Linked DNA regions of Homo sapiens: all the other regions are linked to region 1. Evidence: chromatin loops called from intact Hi-C (ENCODE). Cell type or tissue: Calu3. All regions are shown on one strand. Links, peaks and the distances in the headings refer to the core of each region. The heading gives the core; the rest is flanking DNA.

What was found. Peaks named below come from ENCODE experiments on the same cell type or tissue, not always from the same donor. Only the 100,000 strongest peaks of a DNase experiment are listed, where the experiment ranks them.
Region 2: it touches region 1 in a loop (6-fold over the local background); 6 of 110 quality-filtered maps call a loop at or near these places.
Region 3: a loop joins it to region 1, with 12 times the contacts of the local background. A loop is called at or near these places in 43 of 110 quality-filtered maps.

Annotation. Positions count from the first base shown.
Region 1 is chr2:3,777,008-3,784,632 of GRCh38, forward strand. DCDC2C (doublecortin domain containing 2C) reads left to right here. Exons shown (of 11, transcript NM_001287444.2): 9 at 1,809-1,877. Among named protein-coding and RNA genes, the nearest start is that of DCDC2C, 77 kb to the left of the region's middle. RefSeq lists enhancers at 3,660-4,160, 3,671-3,890. In Calu3, for the core only: no CTCF peak of the experiment used is centred there; a DNase peak (open chromatin) is centred at 3,984.
Region 2 is chr2:3,688,666-3,696,290 of GRCh38, forward strand. It overlaps ALLC (allantoicase), which reads left to right. Exons shown (of 12, transcript NM_018436.4): 8 at 7,052-7,207; 9 at 7,610-7,625. It also overlaps the pseudogene GAPDHP48. Among named protein-coding and RNA genes, the nearest start is that of DCDC2C, 11 kb to the right of the region's middle. In Calu3, for the core only: a CTCF peak has its summit at 3,913 (motif pointing right); no DNase peak of the experiment used is centred there.
Region 3 is chr2:3,724,118-3,731,742 of GRCh38, forward strand. DCDC2C (doublecortin domain containing 2C) reads left to right here. Exons shown (of 11, transcript NM_001287444.2): 3 at 2,886-2,962. Among named protein-coding and RNA genes, the nearest start is that of DCDC2C, 24 kb to the left of the region's middle. RefSeq lists enhancers at 838-1,364, 1,365-1,890, 3,881-4,470. In Calu3, for the core only: a CTCF peak has its summit at 4,194 (motif pointing right); no DNase peak of the experiment used is centred there.

The sequences.
Region 1 (7,625 bases), core at 872-5,871:
GCCTGTGTTACCATCTCTCTGGTCCCACTTAGCATCCTCTTTTGGTTAGATTGCTGCTGTCACTCCTGCTTTTCATGCACTGACCCCCAGCAACTCTGAAGCTCAGCGCTTCTTCCTGCAACAGGGCTGTGCACATGCTGCTCCATGCACCAGGCCTGTTTTCCCATCTGTTTTTATATATTAACATTGTTTCATCCTTCAGATTTTACATTAGTAGTCAATTACCAGAGGATGTCTTTGTTGCTTTCCCATATATGTTAAATACTATTACATTCTCTTTCTGTTCCATGTACCTCTCCTTGTAGCACCTGTCACAGTTGTTTTGTTTGTGTGACTATTTAATTAATATCTGTCTTCCCTATAAGACTCTCGACTTCTTGAGGGCCTTGTTTGTTTGTACTCACAATCACTTGTGTCTTCTGGCATTGTGGTATTCAGTATGGTGGGTGTCCTCTATATACTTGCTGAATAAATGAATGAATCAGTGATTGATATCACATCGACTATTCTTTAAAATAACATGTTTTTGATTGACATTATGTTGATTATTCTTTAAAATAATGTGTTTTTACAAAGCTTATTTTTTTACGTGGTTTGAGCACTCACCATAGAGTTTTATTCATTGCGACTGCTTTTCTACATAAGCTATAGGAAGATAATGCTCATACAGCCTTGGTCTGAGTTTTCAGAAGGTCTGAGGTCTGGGCTGATGGGGTCTGCCATACTGAAGACATACCTACACGTCTGCCTCGCCACGGAACACTGTTCTTGCACATTCAAGGTCAGCTGGCAGGAGCTGTTGGGTCTTCATGGCTCATTACTAATGGCAGTTCTTTTTCTCTGGTCACACAGTGAGAATTCACTTCTCTGCCCACTGTGACTCAGGGTGGCCATGCCACCTGCCTTCCCTGATGACAGGTGAGTGGTTCCAGGAAGGTGCATGAAGAGCCAGTGTGTGATTTCCCACACCGCATCTTCTCTTCCTTTGCAGTCAGGAAACAGGAGGCGCCAGGGCCTCCATCAGTAGGTTACCTGAGTGGCTGTGTGGACGGGACACCCCCTGGCCAGCTGGACGCATGTGCAGCACCCACACCGCATCTTCTCTTCCTTTGCAGTCAGGAAACAGGAGGCGCCGGGGCCTCCATCAGTGGGTTTCCTGAGTGGCTGTGTGGACGGGACTCCTCCCGGCCAGCTGCCATGCATGTGCAGCACGCATACTTGGTTGGCGTGTTATTGCAGCCTCATCAGCCTGTCCTGACTGCTACAGAAATATAAAGGAAGTTGGTCCTGGAGAGTCTTTTCTTTGGTCACAGAACCACATGCTTCTCCCCAAGAGCAGGGAGAGGCTCCAGGACACAGATTAGGACAGATCCTTGTCTTCTGCCAGTGTGCCATGAAAACTAGGAAATAACCATGGAGAGTGAGAACCCACTGCTATGTGAGGAGTGAGGGCAGGCAGGCTGTGGAGGGCGTCTGCTGACCAGGGAGCAGAGGGCCCTGGGTGGGGTCCTCATGGTGTCCCAAGAATTACAAAAGCACCTGCTGACCAGAGGTCTCTGGAGCGCCCACGCCACTCCTTAGAAGAAAGAGGTTTCTCCAGCAATTTTACCAAGCAGGTTGACATTTTCTTGGAGCCAAACACAAAAATGCAGAGTGGATGCCATCCTGCATCTGGAGAAACTGCAGTGACTTCCCCAGCTCTACCCATAGAAGTGGTCTAGAAGGTCGCACTATTTCACGTGCTCTCTGATTTTTTAAAAGGAGTTCCACATAAGTAGTTGATAAAATGTGGTGTATTTTCTCCCCAGAGACAAGCTGAGATAGTTAAAGAAGATGAAGAGATACATGAGAACACCCCTGATTTTGAGGGCAACAAGGTGAGTTCATTTTATTTTGTGTTTAATGGCTTGGATCTAAGGCACCTGACACTTTGAACAGAGCTCACGTTTGGTGGTGAAAGGATCTGAGATCACAAGTCGCTTCCAAAACACAAGCCAGCGCGGAATCGGAAGCGAGTGCATTTCGCAGGCAGCCGTGGACACGATCGGGTTTCCTGTGCCAGTCAATTACATGAGTCATTTTAATCACATCTACACTTGTCCTAATTACTTTCCGCTCTACTTCCAGTCACAAACCTAAAAACTTTTCCCCCAGCAAGTTTCAAGATGTACTTTTAGCTGGGAACGTCCAGGGAGGTGAAGGAAGGCAGCAGGTGTGCAGGTGGCTGTGTGGAGTGGACACCTGGGGTGCTGACTGGCGTAGTTTGTGGCGTGGTGTCAGTGGCTGGTCCCGCCGGGGAGCACGAGGGTGAGGGCGTGCGGTGCCTGTGTGCAGATGGCAGTGGAAGCCAGCGCAGGACGCTTGGCAGTGTGGGTTCTTGCTCGGTCTTCTTCCTATCTGGATGTCCTGGAAACTTCCTCCATGCAGGGAGCGTGTGTCTGTGGTCCTCTATGAGATTATGCAACTTATCGTCCACATAAAATGTGTGTATCTGGAAAACAGAATTTACTTTAAATGTATCATTTTTAGCTAAGAAGTGGACTTTGAGGACTTTGTTTTCAGAATTCTGTCTGTGGATCTTTATTTTTGTTTCAAGGTAGTCTCTTGTTTTTAAAAGTTTGGCGGCAGTCAGGGAGCTGTGTAAATTGATCATCGCACAGGAGGCTGTGTAATGAGCTCCCGGATTCATTAAGTCTGAGAGTTGCAGTCTGATTTATCCTCCAGGGCTGTAAACAGGCGGGGACACTCGCAGCCTTGCCGGGAGTCACTTTTTTTTGCTCTTAAACTTGCCCTGCAGCTTCCTGGCTGCCACCTTGAAGAAAGGGGAGGAGTGACCCCTAGGGAGCTTGTGCCAGGGTGCTGGAGCCACGCAGGTCACCCCCGGCGCCTGACACAACTTGGAACGGGTGTTTGTTGGAAGGGATATGGGTCCTCAGGAAGTTAGTTCAGGTTTTTTAGAAAACACCAAAGCAGCTTCTGATCTAAAACAGAGAGTCAAACAGAATACACTTGTAAAACAGCTCATTCTTCTTTATATTCCTGGATAATTGTGGAAAGGTATCCTGTCTGTATCTGGATGAGTAGGGAAGACTGTCAGACGAAGAGCAAAGACAGTTTTTTATTTCTTTGGCACCCTCCGTCGAGGGTAAGAGTGTGTTCTGAGAGCAGGAGTGACAGTGCAGACATTTGTCTTAGAGCATTAGGCTAAGAGGGGCAAACAAGCCACCGGCTTACCTGGCTTACCCTCAAGGAGAGGGTGCTCTTATGTGAATGGCATATTTCAACAGCGATATGATCCAGGCCTTCTGACTGCCGTGAGTTTGTGGTGTCCCCTGAATCCCTTGTGCACACTGGCGGTTGAATTTGTCATCTGTGCTTAACTGACTTGTTACGGAAATCTACTCAGGCTGCTGGGGGGATCCATGCGTATTAGTGACTTGATAACAGCCAGTAGCAGATTTAATTTCTTAGAGTGAATCAAAATGTCTTTCTTAATGTAAGCACTATCACTGGAATTCAATGGCAAACCCAAGCACCTAGTCCTCAGGTATCCGGGCCAAGGATCTAAAAGGTGATAGGGACAGCCATACCTTGGTTCTCTTGCCTGAACATTAATGACGGGAGACAGGACAGGGAGGGCTGGGGAGCAAACGAAGGCATCCCGAGCTTCACCGTGCACCAGGCACTGCGCAGCCGTTCCCACATACCCAGCCCTGTCTCCACTGCACAGTCGATCTTTAAGGAAGGCAGAATAAACAAGATTAAAAACAATGAGATGGGGAGTTTAGGTAGCTTGTCGGCGTCACGCAGGAGGTGATGGGGCTTGGATTTGAAGCTCGTTTTGAGCGATTCCAAAGGCTGTGTTTTCTTCTTCCAGTGAACCTTGCTGGTTATTTATATATAACTTTCCGGAAGAGGTATTTCCTGTATCAGGCTTCACACTGTGTCCCTCGTAGATACCGTTGCTTCGCTGGCGCCACCTACTGCTTCAAGGGGTGCAGGGTGGCTCAAGTGTTTCAGTTCTAACAGCTCAGTCTTTGCTTCTAACATGACTGAAACAAACCTTTGTTGATGTGAAGCAACTCATGGGGTTGAAGGTAATTGGCCCTAAAATTTGGCCCACGTTTTTGAGGGCTCAAGAAGAGCAAGCGTTTTATATGCATTATACTAGCTGTAATAACAATGAAAAAGAAGCAGGACTCAATTAGCCCTTCCTGGCCAATAGGCCACGGTGAGCTAACCCTGCTCTCAATGAACTGTAGTTCACTTGGCATTTCATTTGTACATTCATTTGACAAATTAATCATATGACATTTATTTGATATTGATGATATTAAAAATTTTAGGCATATGATTGCCGGCTTGACCTCCTCAAAGACCGGGATTGTGTCCTGTCAACTTATGTATCATTCAGTGTCTTATATACAGTAGGTGTTTAATAAATATCTGCAGATTTGCTTTCAGTTGCCTATGATGAAGTTACTTAAATATGTAATCCTGGAGTAAAATGCTAATTACCTTGCAAAGTTGTAAGAAGACATATTATAAACTTTATTTATAAATATGTATTGTTCAGGCACAGTGGCTCATGCCTGTAATCCTGGCAATTTGGGCGGCTAATGCAGGAGGATTGCTTGAAGCCAGGAGTTTGAGAACAGCCTGAGAAACATAGTGAGACCCTGTTTCTACAAAAAATTAGTGAAATAAAAAAAGGTAGCCAGGTGCAGTGGTGTGCACCTGTAGTCCCAGCTCCCTGGGAGGCTGAGGTGAGAGGATTGCTTGGGCCCAGGAGGTTGAGGCTGCAGTGAGTTACAGTTGTGCCACTCCAGCCTGGGTGACAGAGAGAGACTCTGTCTGGAAAGAAAAACAACAACAATTACTACTATATATAGAAAAGATTTCTGATGCTTGATCACAAACGTTATTTTTGTGGTAGAATACAAATTATTTTTGTGGTAACATATAAATACAATTTGCCATTTAACCATTTTCAACGTGCAGTTCAGCGGCATTAATCACGTTCTCCGTGTTGCACAGTCACGGCTATGGTCTGGTTCCAACACCTTTTCGTCCCCTCACACCGAAACTCTGTGCCACCTCCCTGTCCTGCGCTAACTCCCCGTTCCTTGCTTTGCCTAGCTCCAACTGTGTTGTCATTTGAAGCACTTAAAACAATCCCGGCCTGAAGGAGCTGTTCAGATGCAAGTATTATGATGGGATCCTCCTCACGCCACAGCTCAGGGTGCATTCATTTTATAATTATGTATGTCAATAGCATAGAAGTGGGAGCAATCAAAATCAAAAGCAAAAATAGAACTGTGCTTTTGGATGACACTTCCTCATCCTCAGAATATTTTAAACATGTTAATTATACAATCACTACAATTCTGACGATATTGGGCACTGTAATAACATTTTTCATCCTTAAAGATGGAATGTTATTAACATTGGAACACTGGGATTTTCTTCAGTTCTTTTTTTTTTTTTTCGAGACGAAGTCTTGCTCTGTTGCCCAGGCTGGAGTGCAGTGGTGCTATCTCGGCTCACTGCAAGCTCCGCCTCCTGGGTTCACACCATTCTCCTGCCTCAGCCTCCCGAGTAGCTGGGACTACAGGCACCTGCCACCACACCTGGCCAATTTTTTGTGTTTTTAGTAGAGACGGGGTTTCACTGTGATAGCCAGGTTGGTTCTCAATCTCCTGACCTCATGATCCACCCACGTTGGCCTCCCAAAGTGCTGGGATTACAGGCGTGAGCCACCGCACCTGGCCTTCTCCAGTTCTTAGTGCTTGATTTGTTTGGACTCATTGGTTCTAAAACATCTTATGTGCAAGCAGCACTGTTTAATTTACGCTACCTGCAAAGTTTGTAAAGCAATGCGTAATGGTTTTGAAAAGGTTCAATCCCTTTCCAAAGCAAGATGGAAAGTATGAATGGCAATGCCAAAAAATGTATCCACAGGCCACGTGCTCAGGGCTCTCTCCAAGGATGACACGAGCTTCCTATCCTTGGAAGTATCTCCGTGCGGTCTGTAGCCAGCTCTGGAGGGATGCTTTAGAGAAGGGTTATGCATAGGAGTGGTCGGGTATTGTGTGACTCAGGTTTTTCTCTGATTCTCAGTTATCGACCTTTCAAATAGTATTTAGGTGTTTCATACTTTTGAAAAAGCTGTATAAAAATTTCATGGGTAATTTTGTGTATTCAATAAAGAGAGAGAGGGACAGGAAGAGGGAGTGGGAGATGGACTCTGATTTGGGGTTATGATTTTCTCTTCCTCCAAGAGCATCCTGTGCATGTTCTGGCCTATCCGGAGCTGTGCCTGATGCCTGCTGCACCTCTGCCTTTCCAGCTCTCACCCACTTCCAGGGCTCACTGCAGAGCCAGCCTCGTCCTTACGGCTCTCTGGATCCTTCTTCCCCAGGGAGCATCTCTTCCTCCACTAACCTCCACTAGTATTTTGTTTGTCCTTCCTACGCCGTCCAAAGCACAGTTTGGCTTTAATTAGAGCTGTTTGTGTACGTCTACTGTCTCTTCTGAGTGACTTACATTTTCTGAAGGAAGAGTCTCGACTTAATTCATTTTGGTGTCATCGTTAGTGCCTTTCATATCACCTTGCACACAGGAGTAACTGATCTTGAGCTTGATAGAGACTCTGGAAGATATTAGGTGACCAGTGTGTGGCAGTGGAGGTAGCGTGGGGCATCGCAAGGCCTCTGGCCTGAGGCCGGAGTGTGGCCAAGCAGGAGCTGAGCGTGGCCCCAGTAGAGGGGACTAAAGATGAAGGTGGATATTCAGTGAGTCTCAAAAGGCTAAATCAGAAGAAGTAATTATCTCCAAAGCCTTAGTGTTTATCTACATGAAAATCAAACTTTTCTCTTTGGAAAATTTCATAAAGTTAAAAGCTAAACAAAATAAGGAAGAAAATATTTGCAATACAAATCAAATTTTCTTGATTTACACAAGTCTCATAAATCATTAACACAAAGCCCAATAAAAAGAAAGGCAAATAAGACAAACAGGAAATTCACAAAGAAGAATACAAATTTCCAAAAGACATAAGGAAATATGTCCATATCATTCCTAATTAAAGAAATGCAAATAATAAAAATGAGGTTTTTTTGTTGTTAAATCAGATTGACAATGTCCAGTGCTTAATAAATCCAGATTAGGGATTTGTTTTACAACATTCCTCTTGCAGATAATTGAATGCTATATTTTTATGTTAATATGGATGCAGAAAAGTAGCAATACTTCTTATTAGGGTCATGTATAAATCAATGCAGCCCTTTGGAAAAGAGTTTTTGCTCTTTCTATTAAAATTAAATCTGCACTTTTTTTAAACCATTATCATAGCTAGGAATATCTTCTGCACTTTTTTAAACCATTATTATGATAGCCAGGAATATTTTACAAATATATTAATTAACAACTATTAATATTTGTTATATTAAGATTCAATAAAGAGAGAGAGGGACAGGAAGAGAGAGAGGGAGATTGACTCTGATTTTGGGGTGATGATTTTCTCTTCCTCCAAGAGCATCCTATGCAGTTATATTAATATAACAAATATTAATATATTACAATATATTAATGACTATTAATAGAAACAAATGCAGTGTTCATCC
Region 2 (7,625 bases), core at 1,268-6,267, 88 kb before region 1:
CTTCTCCATGGTAATGGAGATTCTAGTGGGCTCAACAACATAATCAGCACCGCTGTCATTTCACTCGATTTTGGGGGGGATCTTGCTCCTGGAAGATAATGATGGGATTTCCATTGATGTCAGTCTTCTCATTCTGAGCCTTGATGATACTGTGGAACTTGCCATGGGTGGAAGCCTACTGGAACATGTAGGCCAGGTAGTTGAGGTCAATGAAGGCATCATTGATGATGACAATATCCACTTTGCCAGAGCTAAAAGCAGCCTTGGTGACCAGGTGCTTAATGTGGCCAAATTTGTTTACTCTGGCCTTCATTTTCACCTTGTTGCCTCAGGAACCCAGCTGGCACTGCATAAAAATATGCAGGTGTCTGTCAAATGGAAAAGAGAAGAGAGCCAGTCTCATTTTTTATGTATCCTTCTCTATTTCTGATTTTTTGGGGTCTTTTCTCTTTGTAATTAGTCTAGCTAAAGGTCCATCACTTTTGTTTCTTTTTAAAAAAACAAGTTTTTTGTTTTGTTGATCCTCTGTATTATTTTAGTTGCCATTTATTTATCCTCTGATCTTTATTTTTTTCTTCTACTAGTAATTTTGGGATTGGTTTATACTTGCTTTTCTAGTTTATTGAGATGCATTGTTATATTAATTTGAAGTCTTTCTACTTCTTTGGTATAGGTATTTATTGCTATAAACTTCCCTCTTAGTACTGCCTTTGTTGTATCCCATATATTTTTGTATGTTGTATTTCCATTTTCATTTGTTTCAAGCATTTTTAAAATTTCCTTCTTAATTACTGACCCATTTGTTGTTCAGGAGCATGTTGTTTAATTTACATGTGTTTGTGTATTTTCCAATGTGTCTCTTATTATTGATTTCTAGTTTTATTCCATTATGGTCAGAAAAGATACTTGATATGATTTCTACTTTTTTGAATTTGTTTAGACTTGCTTTATGGCCCAAGACATGGCCTATTCTAGAGAATGTTCCATGTGCTGATGAAAAGAATGCATATTCTGCAGCAGTTGGGTAAAATGTTCTGTAATGTCAGTTAGGGCCATTAGATCTAGTGTGTAGTTCAACTTCACTATTTCTTTGTTGATTTTCTGTCTGGACGATTTGTCCATTACTGAAAGTGAGGTGTTGAAGTCCCCTACTATTATTGTATTGCAGTCTATTTATCCCTTTAGATCTATTAATGTTTGCTTTATATAAGACTTGAAAGCTCTGGTGTTGGACACATAGATATTCATAATTGACCCATTTATCATTATACAGTGTCTTGTCTTTTTTTTTTTTTAACAGTCTTTGATTTGTAGTCTATTTTATCTGATATAAGTGTAGCTACTCCTGCTCTTTTTTGGCCTCTGGTTGCATGAGATATCTTTTTCCATCCTTTCACTGTCAGCCTATTTGTGTCTTTATAGGTCAAGTGGGTTTCTTGTAGGCAGCATATAGTTGGGCCTTGTTTCTTAGTCCATTAAGCAACAGTATACCTTTTATTTGGAACATTGAGTCCATTTACATTCAGTATTGTCATCAGTAAGAGCTTACTGTCATTTTGTTGCTTGTTTTCTGATCCCCTCCCCTTCCCTTCCCTTCCCTCCCCCCTCCCCTCCCCCTCCCCCTCCCCTCCCCCCTCCCCTCCCCCTCCCCTCCCCCCTCCCCTCCCCCCTCCCCTCCCCCCTCCCCTCCCCTCCCCCTCCCCTCCCCTCCCCTCCCCTCCCCCCTCCCCTCCCCTCCCCCCTCCCCTCCCCTCCCCCTTCCCCTCCCCCCCTCCCCTCCCCTCCCCTCCCCTCCCTTTCCTTTCCTTTTCTTTCTTTCTGCCTTAGTGGTTAACTAATTTTCTCTGATAGTATGTTTTAATTGACTTTTATTTTTAGCAAATCTATTATAGGTTTTTGCACTGTGGTTACCATGAGGCTTATAAAAACATCTTATAACAAGTTATTTTAAAGAGATGTCAACTCATCTTAGATCACAAAGAAAAAAATAGAAATAAACAAAGAAAAACAAAAAAAAACTCTACATTTTTAACTTTATCCCTCCTCCCACATTTTGACTTCATGTTGTCTCAATTTGCATGTTTTTATATTGCCTATCTTTTAACACCTGTTAAAGATATCAACAAAAAGATTATTATTTTTGATAGATTTGTCTTTTGGACTTCATACTAGAGTTATGAGTGAATTACACACTATAATTACAGTGTTGGAGTATTCTGAGTTCGTTAATGCACTTAATTTTACTAGTGGGTTTTATAAATTCAAATGTTTTCTTTTTGCACATTAGTGTTTTTTTTTTTTCAAATGGAAGAACTTTAGCATTTCATTTAAGACTGGTGGTGGTGAATTCTCTCAGCTCTTGTTTATCCAGGAAAGATTTTCTCTCTCTTTCATATTTGAAAGATAGCTTTTCTAGATACAATATTCTTGGATGGCAGTATTTTTTTCTTTCAGCACTTTAAAATGTCATCCCACTTCTTTTTGGCCTGTATGGTTATCATTGAGAAGTCTGTTGTCAGATGAATTGAAGCTTCTTTATGTTATTTGCTTCTTTTCTCTTGCTGCTTTTAGGATATTTTTATCCTTGACTTTTTTTTTTTTTCTTGAGACAGGGTCTCACTTTGTCACCCAGGCTGGAGTCCAGTGGTGCAATCACAGGTCACTGCAGCTTCAACCTCCTTTGGCTCAGATGATTCTCCCACATCAGCATCCCAAGTAGCTGGGACCACTGGTGCACACCACCATGCCTGGCTAATTTTTGTATTTGTTTTTTTTTTTGTAGAAATGGGGTTTTACCATGTTGCCCAGGCTGGTCTCAAAATCCTGGGCTCAAGCAATCCACCCACCTTGACCTCCCAAAGTGCTGGAATTATAGGCATGAGCCATCATACCCAGCCTGTCCTTGACCTTTAGGATTTTTTATATGCCTTGGAGTAGTCTTATTTGGATACAATCCATTTCTTTGAGCTTTCTGTACCAGGATATTTATGTCTTTATCAAGTTTTGAAAAGTTTTCTATTATTTCTTTGAATAAGCTTTCTACCCCTTGCTCTTGCTCAACTCCCTCCTCAACACCAATAATTCTTAGATTTGATCTTTTGAGGTAATATTTTATATCTTGTAAGCAATCTTTATTCCTTTTCATTTTTTTCTCCTCTGTGTATTTTTAAATAGCCCATTTTGAGCTCACTGATTCTTTCCTCTGCTTGCTTCATTCTATTCTTAAGAGCCTCTAATGAATTTTTTGGTTCAGCAAATACGTTTTTCCATTCAAAGTTTTCTGTTTGATTTTAAAAAATTATTGAAATTTTGTTAAATTTCTCTGATAAACTTCTAAGCTGCTTTTGTGTGTTATCTTTGAGGTCACTGAGTTTCCTTAAAACTGCTATTTTGAATTATTGATCACAGAGTTCATATATCACTGTCTTATTATGATCAGTCACTGGTTCCTTGCTTTGTCCATTTGGGGATGTCATAGTTCTTTGCTGTTGTTTCTTATGGGTATACATCTATGCCTGTGCATTGAAGCATTAGTTATTTATTCCAGTCTTTTCTTTCTGGGTTGTTTCAGTTTTTGTTGAATATATTTGCTTAGATGTAGGGAGTGTCCAATATTTTAGCTTCCCTGGGCCACATTGGAAGAGGAAGAATTGTCTTGGGCCACACATAAAATGCCCTAACACTAACGATAGCTGATGAGCCAAAAAAATTTTGCAAAACAATCTCATACTGTTTTAAGAAAGTTTATGGATTTGTGTTGGGCCACATTCAAAGCCACCATGGGCTTCATAAGACCCACTGCCCATGTGTTGGACAAGCTTAGCTTAGAGAATCATTATAAATTTCCTGTTGATTTTATTTCCTGCTAGGTAGCTGCCTACTTTTCAGCACTAGATGGCACCTTAAGTCCAGGATTGCTTCATTTGTAGTAAGCAATCAAATTACTGCCCATCAGAATAGGGGAGGTCCCAGGGAGCATATTCTAGTGGTGTGGGAAGGTTAGCTAGGTGTTTGTCTCTAGGGGACCTGTGGAACAAACCTCCTACAACATGGTGTTGCTGAACAGCAACTCTGATTTGGTGTTTCCTCTGGCTGAGTTACAGGGTTTGCAGGGCTGGGGATGTCTCACCCTCAGTGTGAAGCCTCCACCTTATGGATCATGAGAATGGGTCACTGTGGCCCCAATATCTCAAGGTAGGACCCTGTCCCATGAGTCAGGGCTGGGTCAAATAAAGGAGCCCCCGCCTCTCAACCACACTCACCCAGGGCTTAGCCTCAGTAACAGGCATATAGGGGCAGGATGAGAAGCCCTGATGTCCTGCCTCTCCTGGGAAGACAGCCCTGCAACCATGGGCTGCACTTGTTTGCAGTCTCCACTTTGCTGATCTGGGAGAGGGTGTGCAGGTGAGGTCTTGGTTCAAATACCGCAGACTCTCACTGTTCTTACTGAATTTTAGCAGATATTCTTGAATAGATGTTGCTGAATTTTCCGTATGCCCTTAGGACCATTTCCAGAGACCTGAAGTGTTTTCCCATCCCTCAACCCCCCTAAATTTTACCAGCTCCACTGAGGAACAGGACAGCAAAGCTCTCCTGCTGTCATGCCAGAAGTGGTTCTCTGGAACCTTATTTTAGATGCAATGTTTCTCTGGTTATGATGCTTTAAAGTGAGACATGAAAATGGAAAGATCTAAACACGTTTACTAATATTAATTACTCACTGAAATAATCTATTCTAAAAACAGTGCAAGAAAATGAATGAGCAAAGCTTACAAGAGAGTCAGACCTTTTCCCCACTTGTTAATTTAACATACACTGTGGAATAACTACTTTGAGCTACAGACTGAGCATTGGCCATAAAATCATTTTCCTGACAATGTGTAGGGCAGAACCAACAGAGTGTATGCTTCATGAAGAAAGGGCTGTGAGTCCAGATTGTCATTTTTGTACACCTGACACTTAGCACAGCATGGGGAACACAGGAGAAGCTCCATAACTATTTGTTGTTAGATTTGACAGAGTCCTTGTCCTTATGAAGTGAATAACCCAGTGGGAGACAGATAAGAAAAATAACTTTGGAAAGAGGCCGAGGTGGGCAGATCACCTGAGGTCAGGAGTTCAAGACCAGCCTGGCCAACATGGGGAAACCTTGTCTCTACTAAAAATACAAAAATTAGCCAGGTGTGGTGGCGGGTGCCTGTAATCCCGGCTAGTTGGGAGGCTGAGGCAGCAGAATCGCCTGAACCCGGGAGGCGGAGGTTGCAGTGAGCCGAGATCGTGCCACTGCATTCCAGCCTGGGCAACCAGAGTGAGACTCTGTCTCAAAAAGAAAACAAAAGAAAAAAAACAAAAAACTGCAAAATAGTGATACATACAACAAAAGTATTTTGGTAGAGCCATAAACATTTCTATTTGACTATTTCTGATCCACCAAAATAGCAACTTTATATGTCCAACCCAATTTGTACAGGATTCACGAGTTGAGGGAGGGTCTAAAATAGTTTCTGAGTGGAAGCCCTGCTTTTCTGGGTTGAATATGAAGGGTCCCTAAGCACATGAAAGCTCTTTCCTAATTGGTCAGCATTGATGGCCTGAAGAGGAGAGATGGGCAATGCCTGCATGCAGATTTCATGTCCCAGCTCTTACTGGCATCTTTAATTGCTCCATGAGGATTCCACCTGGGATCCAGGTGTAAAGGGAAAGGAAGCTGGGGAAACCTGGCTGATGTTACAGGGACACACTGGGTGGGAATGGGTTGGTTTAAATGAGATGTACTCAGAGGATGAAGAGTCATTTCTGGGATTCCTTGGCAGCTGTGACTAAAAGCAAGTTTGGATATTAACTCTGTAAAGAAGAATCTTATTTTTTAAAATGTGAAATCGACTTCACTTTCAACAGACGAATATCTTCTATGCCATTAAAGCCAATTATAATATTTAATGAACTAGAATGGCAGTGATATTACTCTCATAACCCGGCTCCTGCTGAATGACTCCCTCTAGGATATTTTCTAGGGTTTTATGCCAATGAAGTTTTTGGTTTTATTTGTTGTAAATAGCAAGACTTCCATTGTTTTACCAAAAAATTTTCAGATCACTCATTTTCACTAAATTTGTAAAATAAAAACATATAGGGCATGTTTTAGTACAATATTTTGATTAAATTAATTTTCTATATTAAAAATGCTTGGTTTCCACCTTCTAGCAATTAATATTCGAAGAAACAAAACATTCGTTCTACTAGAATCAGATGCTGTGAGTTGATTTTGGTAGCTATTTGCTGCTCTGCAGACCTAATTTCAGGCTGCTGTGGTTCTCAGCAGCAATTTGATTTTGTGAATATTATCTTTTGTATTCTGAATCACATTGCTAAGCAGGGTGGTGTTGTAAAAATAAAAACATAAGGTTCTCTTGTCTGAGTCTGTGTGGGAGTCAGCGATGCTTATTTCTAGCACGAAACATTATCTGTATGGTGAATTTCCCGAATGCTGTTTGACCTTGGAGTTGTTCATTTAATGAAAAAAACTTCAATGCCTACTATGTGCCCAGACCTCTTCTAGGTAGAGACGATACAAGAGTGGTACAGAAGTGAACAACACAGGTAAGTGGTCTGGCCTACAAGGATTTCGCATTCTGGGTATTGGAGACTGATTTTAGCAGGAACTTAAAAAGATAATTTCAGGCTGTGATTAGAGCTCTGGAGTAAATAACAAAGAGATATGATAAAATGTAACCTGGGGAGTCAGGCAGTGGCTGAATGGAGGAGGGAGGAGACAACTTCAGAGCATGAGAGGGAAGACTTTTCTGAGGCCATGCCTTTAAGGTGAGGAACATAAGTAATCTTTTGGAGAGCTGGGAAAGTTGTTCTGGTACAGGGTAATATCAAGTGCAAAGGCCCTGGGGCAGTGGGCTTGTTGTATTTGAGAAACAGCAGGTGGGTGTGGCCAAAGCCTACCAAGAGATGACACTGGAGAAGACAGGAGGGTCCTGTAGTGTATGATACACAAGCAGCCATTTTTACAAACAATAACTAAGGCACCTTTCCTTTTCAGATGGTGGAATTGCACGACTTAGAGTATTCGGTACTGGACAAAAAGACTGGACTGCAACTGACCCCAAAGAACCTGCAGACCTAGTGGCCATCGCTTTTGGGGGTGTCTGTGTAGGATTTAGTAATGCTAAGTTTGGGCACCCAAACAATATAATAGGTAAGATGATATTCTTGGAGCTGGCTTATTTAGGAAGTCTGGGTACCGGCATTAAATACCCCAATATGGTCAGAGTGATTTAAAAGGAAAGGCACATCTCAAAGCACAGCAGTGGATGAGATTAATCTTCCATGTGTAGGATTTGATGCCTTTATGACATGAAATAAGTCAACATTACCAATTTTTCTACCTAATTTTGGCCTAAGTAGCTGCTTTAAAAGGAAAAGTAAAATTTAACTAACCCTATGATTGTTTGTGAATTTACTGAAACATTAACTTTAATGAAAATAACTTATGTAGCAATGCTCAGATGCATAAGATCTGTAATTTAATTACAGCAATGTATTCATCCTCATAGTTAAAATCATGCAGTTTACCATTCAACAATGTTATTTTCTGTAGGAGTTGGCGGGGCAAA
Region 3 (7,625 bases), core at 1,804-6,803, 52 kb before region 1:
ACGATGAGATCCATTCTAAAAATTAATCAGCTGCTGCTCAGAGAAGTGTAGCTGCTTCTCCAGACCACATGGACGGTAAGACGTAGAGCTGGGATTTGAATTCAGATTTGACCAATTCCAAAGCCTGGGGTCTTCCCGTCTGCCAGGCTGCTTCTGAGATTCACTGTGTTCTCGCTGCCTCTCGTGCAGCTCTCTATTCTGACGAAAGGCATTGTAGGATCCCAGGGAGGTGCCAGAGTGGCCTCTCTGCAGTGACTGTGGCTGTCTTGGTTCCTCTCACCCTTCTTCCAAAGCCCCCATGAGACACACCTCCCTGGTCTCCTTCAGGGACAGAAGACCCAGAGTAACTCCTGTCCCCTCTCCTCTTTTAAAACACAGTTCTGTTAATGAGGTATGCAGCTCCTTCTCTCTCACTGTGCATCTGGGGTGCATGGCTTGGGTGCTGTCCTTGGCCATGGCACTTTCGTAGATGACATTTACTCAACGTGGGGTGATGTCGTCGAGCTCCTGTAACATTAATAGGTTAAGTGGTTTGTCTCGTGGTTTTGTGTGTGTTGTGAAACCTGGCTGGGGTCTGGGTGTCGAGAAGCAGGGCCCCAGGAGGACCCTCCCTGCTGGGCCAGGCATGAAGAGTTACTACCACTGTGTCTGACTTGGGGAGCAGAGCTCCCCAGTTGTTGGCCTGACATTGGTGTGGGCAAGTGGGTAGGCAGCAGACCCCTGGCAGAGGTGAGGTTCAAGAGCTGAGTCCCAGGGCAGAGCTGGGAAGTGAGGGAGGGACACGTTTGCCCCACCTGAACTCCTTGTTGGCAGTGGACTCAGATGCTGAGCTGCTGGAACCTCTTCTGTGCTAAGTTGGGTCTGGGTTGGGAAGGGAGAGGGGGCTGCAGCTTGGAGGGGAGGGTGTGGATTAGCAGCGTTAGGTGTGGAAGGAGGCCCTATTGACAGGTTCAGGCCCCCGACCTTCTGGGGGATGGGGTGCAGGTAGGGCCCGCACCATGGTGTCTATGCTGGGAGTTTCCTGGGTGGGTGTGAAGTAGGCAGTAGGAAGGACACCAAATGAATTTGGCTTAGTGCCGGCGGGGGCGATGATCGATTCTGATGTCAGCTTAGGGGTGGCTTCCCAGCGCTGGGCCTTGGAAGGGCAGTGTACATGTGCCCTGGAGGTGGAGAGGCTGTGGGGGCTCGAGCAGAGACCCTCGTTGTGCAGCAGAGGCCCCGGGAAGCACATGGACTGGCTGGGGACCAGGGTGGCTGAAGGAGCATAACATGGAGGGTGTAGGGGCAGAGAGTGAGGAGGCTGCCAGGTGGATCCCAGAGGAAGACGAGCAGAGAGGGAGGAGGCTGCCCGGTGGATCCCAGAGGAAGACGAGCAGAGAGGGAGGAGGCTGCCCGGTGGATCCCAGAGGAAGACGAGCAGAGAGGGAGGAGGCTGCCCGGTGGATCCCAGAGGAAGACGAGCAGAGAGGGAGGAGGCTGCCAGGTGGATCCTGGAGGGAGACCGCCAGAGTGACGAGGATGGCCAGGTGGATCCCGGAGGGAGATGAGCAGAGAGTGAGGAGGCTGCCAGGTGGATCCCAGAGGGAGATGAGCAAAGAGTGACGAGGCTGGCCAGGTGGATCCCGGAGAGAGACTGCCAGAGAGTGATGAGGGTGGCCAGGTGGATCCCGGAGGGAGATGAGTAGAGAGTGATAAGGCTGCTCGGTGGATCCCAGAGGGAGATGAGCAGAGAGAGATGAGGCTGCCAGGTGGATCCTGGAGGGAGACAAGCAGAGAGTGACGAGGCTGCTGGGTGGATCCGGGAGGGAGACTGCACCCAGTGGTGTTGTCGGGAAGACGATGGTGTCCGTGGGAGGTGACAGAGCGGGACCCTGGCGAGGATCCCTTGAGTGGATGTCACCATCGTCCAAGTGAGAGATGTGGGGGGTGGGGGTGTGTGAACCAGGTAGTGGGACTGTAGTGGAGGTGTGTGCAGTGGCAGACAGGGTCCCAATCCAGGGGAAACCAGGGGTGGGAGGTGTGAAGGGACCCCAAGCTTCTTATCCTGGTGGGCTGGGGATATAGAGATGGAACGTGGACAGGGGAGCAGCTCTTCAGAGGAAGGCCAGGCCTGAGGTGCTGGGATGTCCTCGGTGAGCCTCAGCCTTGTGGGTGGGACCAGGACCCTGTCACTCAGCACAGGGTTGGGGGTTAACATCCCTTCCCAATCAGAGCTCCCCCCATTTGCTTTTCTGCACATTCTTAAACAGTAGGGCCGTGAGGATGACAGGCTTTGCTTACCTGGGACAGGTCTCAGTAGTTCTTTTCCCCCTTTGTGTCTTATCTGCAGTGGACCTGAGACTGAAGCTGTCACCAGGCCATAGTGGTTGGCCCGGCCTCTCAGGCTGCATTCACAGCAAACAGGAGAGAAGGCGGAGGGGCTCCCGCCTCCTGGCCAGGACATTCTGGTTGGAGTCTTGTAATGAAATCAGAAGTGACATGTCCATTCTTGGGGCCCCATAACTTGGCCAGCAAAGCTCCTCGGCATAGTAGGCCATTGACGCATGCTTCTTGGGGACCATGGGGAGCCTCCCTAGCATGGACACACAACCTTTGGTGCCACCTTTGCCCGTCAGCCCAGCCCCCGCACCCTGCACTTCCCTCCATGTGCAGCGCAGAGCCCTCAGCCCCAGACCCCCTCGCGCTGCACTTGCTGGCATCTTCTCCTCCCCCAGCACCTGGTCTGCCTCTCTCTGCATCCTTCCTGGACCCGCCCCTGGGTGTTCTATTGACAAAGGGGTTCCCCCCCTTTCTTATGTTTTAGGGCAGTGCTGTGCACACTGTTGAGTTTGATGAGTGTTGGCTAATTTGAACTGAATTCCCAGGTGTGTTTTTTCCTTTTTCAGATCAAACCAGTGGTGCATTGTGATATAAATGTGCCTTCCAAGTGGCAAACATATCATCGTATATCTCGACATATAAAGTGAGTATAATATTATGGGTGAAAAAATCAAACTGTGCCATAACTCCCTAAAAACAATACTTTCTATCCTGACAAATGCCCCTCAGCCCCCTTTCTGTCCCTCCTCCCCTCCCCTCCCCCTGCTCTCTTGTGCTCTCACTTCCTGACAGGTGATTTCTTTTTCCTAGACCACCTTCTCTCTGATTCAGCTGTTCATGTGCTACCTTTTCTTTCTCCTCTTGAACCCTGATTTTGGAAAAGAAAAGCAATCCAATCACCATGCCGTTGTTTGCAGAACAGTTCACCTGGGGATATGAAGATAAGAGCATCATACACACAGCTTAGTTTTAGGCTCTGAAGCTTTGTTTTGATTTTTTTTTTAATGTAGCAGTTGCAGCTGCAGCATGTTGAAGGGAAATTTAAAAGCTGTTTCCCCCGCCCCTTGACCTCTTGCTACCAAAAGGCCCTCATGGGCTACAGCACATCCAAGTCAGGTGTTGCTACAGGAACGGAGTGCATTAGAGCCTCACTGGCCGCTGCCCTGGGATGCCGCTGGCAGTGCCAGGCACCGAGGTGCTCAGTGGGAGGCACTGGGGATAGTTGTGAGCACTGTGTGCATCCACCTGCATTATGTTTTTGGGGTTGGGAAAAGACACACACTTGACTTGAACGAAACGTTGGTTTACATCCCGGCTTTTCGTCTTATCAGCTTGGGACCTGTGCCTGCTGCTTCGCTCTGAGGCTGAGGATGTCTCCCATTGTGGAAAACAGGGCTGAGAATATGCAGCACACTGTGGTGAGGGTTAGCTTCAGGAATGTTTGCAGCCAGCCCCCCAGGGCTTGTCACAGCGTAGCAGTTCTCTGAATGGCAGCTCTTCCCCCTGTCCTTTTATTGGGATGTTCTAGCATTTTAGTGATTAAAAGCCCTGACATGGATATCTTTCCATTTTACCATGTTCTAGTCTAAATGGAAGGAATTTTAGCGAGTTTCCAGAGAATGCTGAGCTCTTCATGTGGGGGTCCCAGCCTTGTGTGAGCCAGAGTCACCTCTACCACGTCCCCTCGCAGTCCCGAGAGGCAAGGGCTTGGAGGCTCATGAGGCTGGAAACTGCCTGATTCACCCGACAGATCCTCAGGCTGGGAACGAGAAAGAGGAAGGAAATGTGGCCGAGAATTCGCCAAACTTGGCCCCTTGCGCTTTTCCTGAAAATCTGTGACCATTTCTTTAAAATACTTTAAGCTTCCACAAGGGGGCCACCTAAATACACAGATCTTTCCACACCACTTTTCATGTACCTAAGAGCTGTTTTGAAATAATAAGACACAGTATTTCTGAATTTTGTTAGTGATGTCTTTCCCGCAGAACATACAGCAACCTCAGGGAACGTCGTTGGTTTGTGGGTCCTTCTTGACAAAAACGCCATCCTTAAAGCCACATTTTATGTGCGTGACCCAGGCCATCAATGATCCTCACTCACTGGACAGACATGATTATTTTTTTCAATGAGAAACCAACACAGTCTTGCAGCATTTGCCCATCCTTTGTCTTGGTGTGTTGGAATTTCCACTAGATGGACCCAAATATCCATGTGAGTGCAGAGTCCTTCCTACCACAAATAAACCTGATCGTGTTCCTCGGAGTCCTTGTCGCTATAAAAACACATAAACAGTAGTTATGACGGCTTTCAGAGGCTTAGATGCTCAGGAGAGAAAGGCGGGGTGTGACCCTTTCTGGTGAAGAGGAGAGTTGGCGAGGGAGTGAATGGCTTGTTGAGCTGTGTTCTGCAGCAGCCAGATGCTGGAGAGAGAGCCCGGGGCTCCCCTGATGGGGTCACCGGGGGATTGAGCTGGTGGTGAGTGCATGGGTTGGAAGTCACTGATTTGGAGGTTGAGGCTCAGATTGAAGCCCTGGTTCTGGCACTGATTGAGCCGTGTGGCCTGAGGTCACTTCTCTTGCCCAGTGTTCTCTCTGATGTCCCTTGTCACTTAGGAAGGGATTCACTCACTCATTCCACTTATACTGGCGTGGAAAACACCCTGAGTCAGTGAATGAGCCTTGGGAGAAAAAGCGTTTAAAAGATCTTTTGTCGTTTATTTAGAAGTGAGCTGGCAAAAGTTGTCTGGGCCCTGGAGTGGTTTTACTTGGGGACTCCCTGCCCTTTACAGGGAGCCTGAGACCAGAGGGAGAGTGGGAAGAGAAGAGCCCACCCCAGGGCTCCTCTGTGGGGAGGAGGCACGTTTGTGCCAGGCAGAACTGGAGAAGAAGGGGCCATTGGTCCTGGCCCTCATTGCGAGACTGACGTCGAAGATAGACACAGCTGGACATTAGTGAAAGCGGCAAAAACAGATTTTATTTAGTAACTACTGAGAGTTGGGGAAGGAGCTGAGTTCCACTCTGATTTGTGTGGAAGTGATTTGGGCGTTTTAAAGGGGGAATGAGATGGGAGCAAGTGGGGCCTCAGGAGAATCAGAGAAGTGGAAAAGTACAAAGAGTTGGTCAGTGAAGGTGGCCAGGCAGCTGGTCTGCAAGCTGGCAGTTCTGGAAGTTAGGATTCTGTCCTCCGCCAGAGACTGGGAGACAGGCCCTGTCCTGCCTGATGCTTGCAGTTCAAGGGAAGGATCTTAGGTGTGGGAAACGTGTCTGCATGGCAAGAGCTGCATATTTGTCAATGCTCTAAGAAGGAGAGGTCAGGGGCCTATCTCAGGTGTTGGCTGGATGAACAGTAAATGTTCCTGGCAGCCCTGGGTTTTCTCAGGTGGGTGTTTAGTGGCGGGGCTAGGGTCATCCTATGGCTGTGGCTTGATGCTGCTGGACGCATGCTAGAGTTTGGTTGTATCTCAGCGCAGGAGTTGGGACAGAGTTGTCATAGGCCAGAGTTCTGTGAAACTCAGTCCCTCCTCTTGTTCATGAAGACAAGCAGATCTATTCCTTGTAGAACAACCACCACCTGTCATAAGGGGGACTTGAGGAGAAGGGTCCAGCCGTTGCTTCCAGCTGCTGTGCATTCAGGAGGAGCTGAGAGACAGCCGAGGAGCACAACCCTCCCACGAGGGTGGTATGCATCAGGAGATGAAAGCGTGACCATCGGGATGGATACAAAGAAGCCAGAGGCCAGGCACAGTCGCTCAAGCCTGTAATCATGGCACTTTGGGAGACTGAGGCAGAAGGATCACTGGAGCCCAGGAGTTTGAGATAATCCTGGGCAACATAATGAGACCCCATCTCTTAAAAAAAAATAAAGAAACCGAGTCCCTTAAGGAGCTCCCTAAACCATCCAGTAAGTGGAGGAAATTATTTAAAGGGAGATGCAAGTCAGTGCTTTTCTGGAGGTTGTAAGCTGTGTTAGCTATTGTGTCGGATTGCCACTGCTACAGTTACTACTGTTACTGCTTGAGACCATCATTACGACAGAACAAAGGGATGAATGTAGAAATAATAACAAAAAACAAAAGGAACTGTTTTAAGGAAAGGACCAGGGGAAGAAGAGAGCCCCCTGCTTCTAGTGAGCAAAGGCAGCCCCCGCCCCCCGAGCTTCCACAGCCCTTCCTATTTATTGGGTAGAATGAGCAGGGAGAAGGAGATAACGACTGGTCAGCTGCTTAATTGATCACAGGTTCATATTATTACTAACAGGCTTCAATTATGCCTAATCACAAGAAACACTTGCGCCTGGGTCGTGACTGCCCTCAGCAGTCCTTCTGGGTGGCGTGTGCAGTTTGTCAGTTTGCCAACATTCTGCATTTATGAGAAAGTTTGCTGCTTACTCATATAGCCTCCAGTGGTATACTGAGTTGATCACGGCCCTCACTCTTTTGGCCTCCAACAAGCTATGTCTTGGGTGTGAGCCTTTGCTGTGACTGTCTCTTGACAAATTTCCTCTCGAGTGTCGTCTACAAACAGGTGGCACTGAGGACTGACTCGTGCACGAACACCTCCCTGGTTTCCAGTCAGCAGTCTGAGGCTAGTCCATTTTGTGGAGTCATTTACAAAGTTCTGACACTTCTGGAGCTAATGATGCAGCAGCTTGTCCTAAGTGGGAGACAGAATCTTCCAGTTCTTGGGGGGCTAGCTTTGCTGATCCCCTTTGTAACCTTATAGTGTATCCGTCACCATAGGCGAGGGTGCAGTGGGAGGGACAGACCACCCTACCAGGCTGGCTCCAGGCAGCAGGTCCTTCCAGAACCCACTTAAGACGGCTTCCCATCCACTAATGCTTGGTCCACAAGTCTCAGGACCAGCAGCTGGGGCAGCACTCACGTTTCTGAGTCTCCTTTGCGAAGTTTGTCACATTTAGCCATTTGAAGGTCAGCACTGGCCACGTGACAGGAGCCCATCCACTGGCTGGAAGCATTTTCTATGTCTTATGACCACACACACAATAATGACCCTTCTGAGCATAATTGGGTTGGTCATTGCCTGTACTGGTTGTGACAGAGGCTTGAAGAGCTAACCGGGAGTAGATCCCAAAGGGAGAAATGTAACATTAACCATCATCTTCTCACTGATTGCGCCTTTTAGTCCTGTTTAACCAGCAATTCCATTTGCCTGATCTCTTTGCCAAATAATTTCCTGTGATGCTGACATCATGGGGTGTTGAAGGAAGATGATGTCTAAAGGGAGTTTGGCCCTTACACTGAGCTCCGGTTTCATGAGAACAGAATGTGTCTTGCTACAGGGACATGG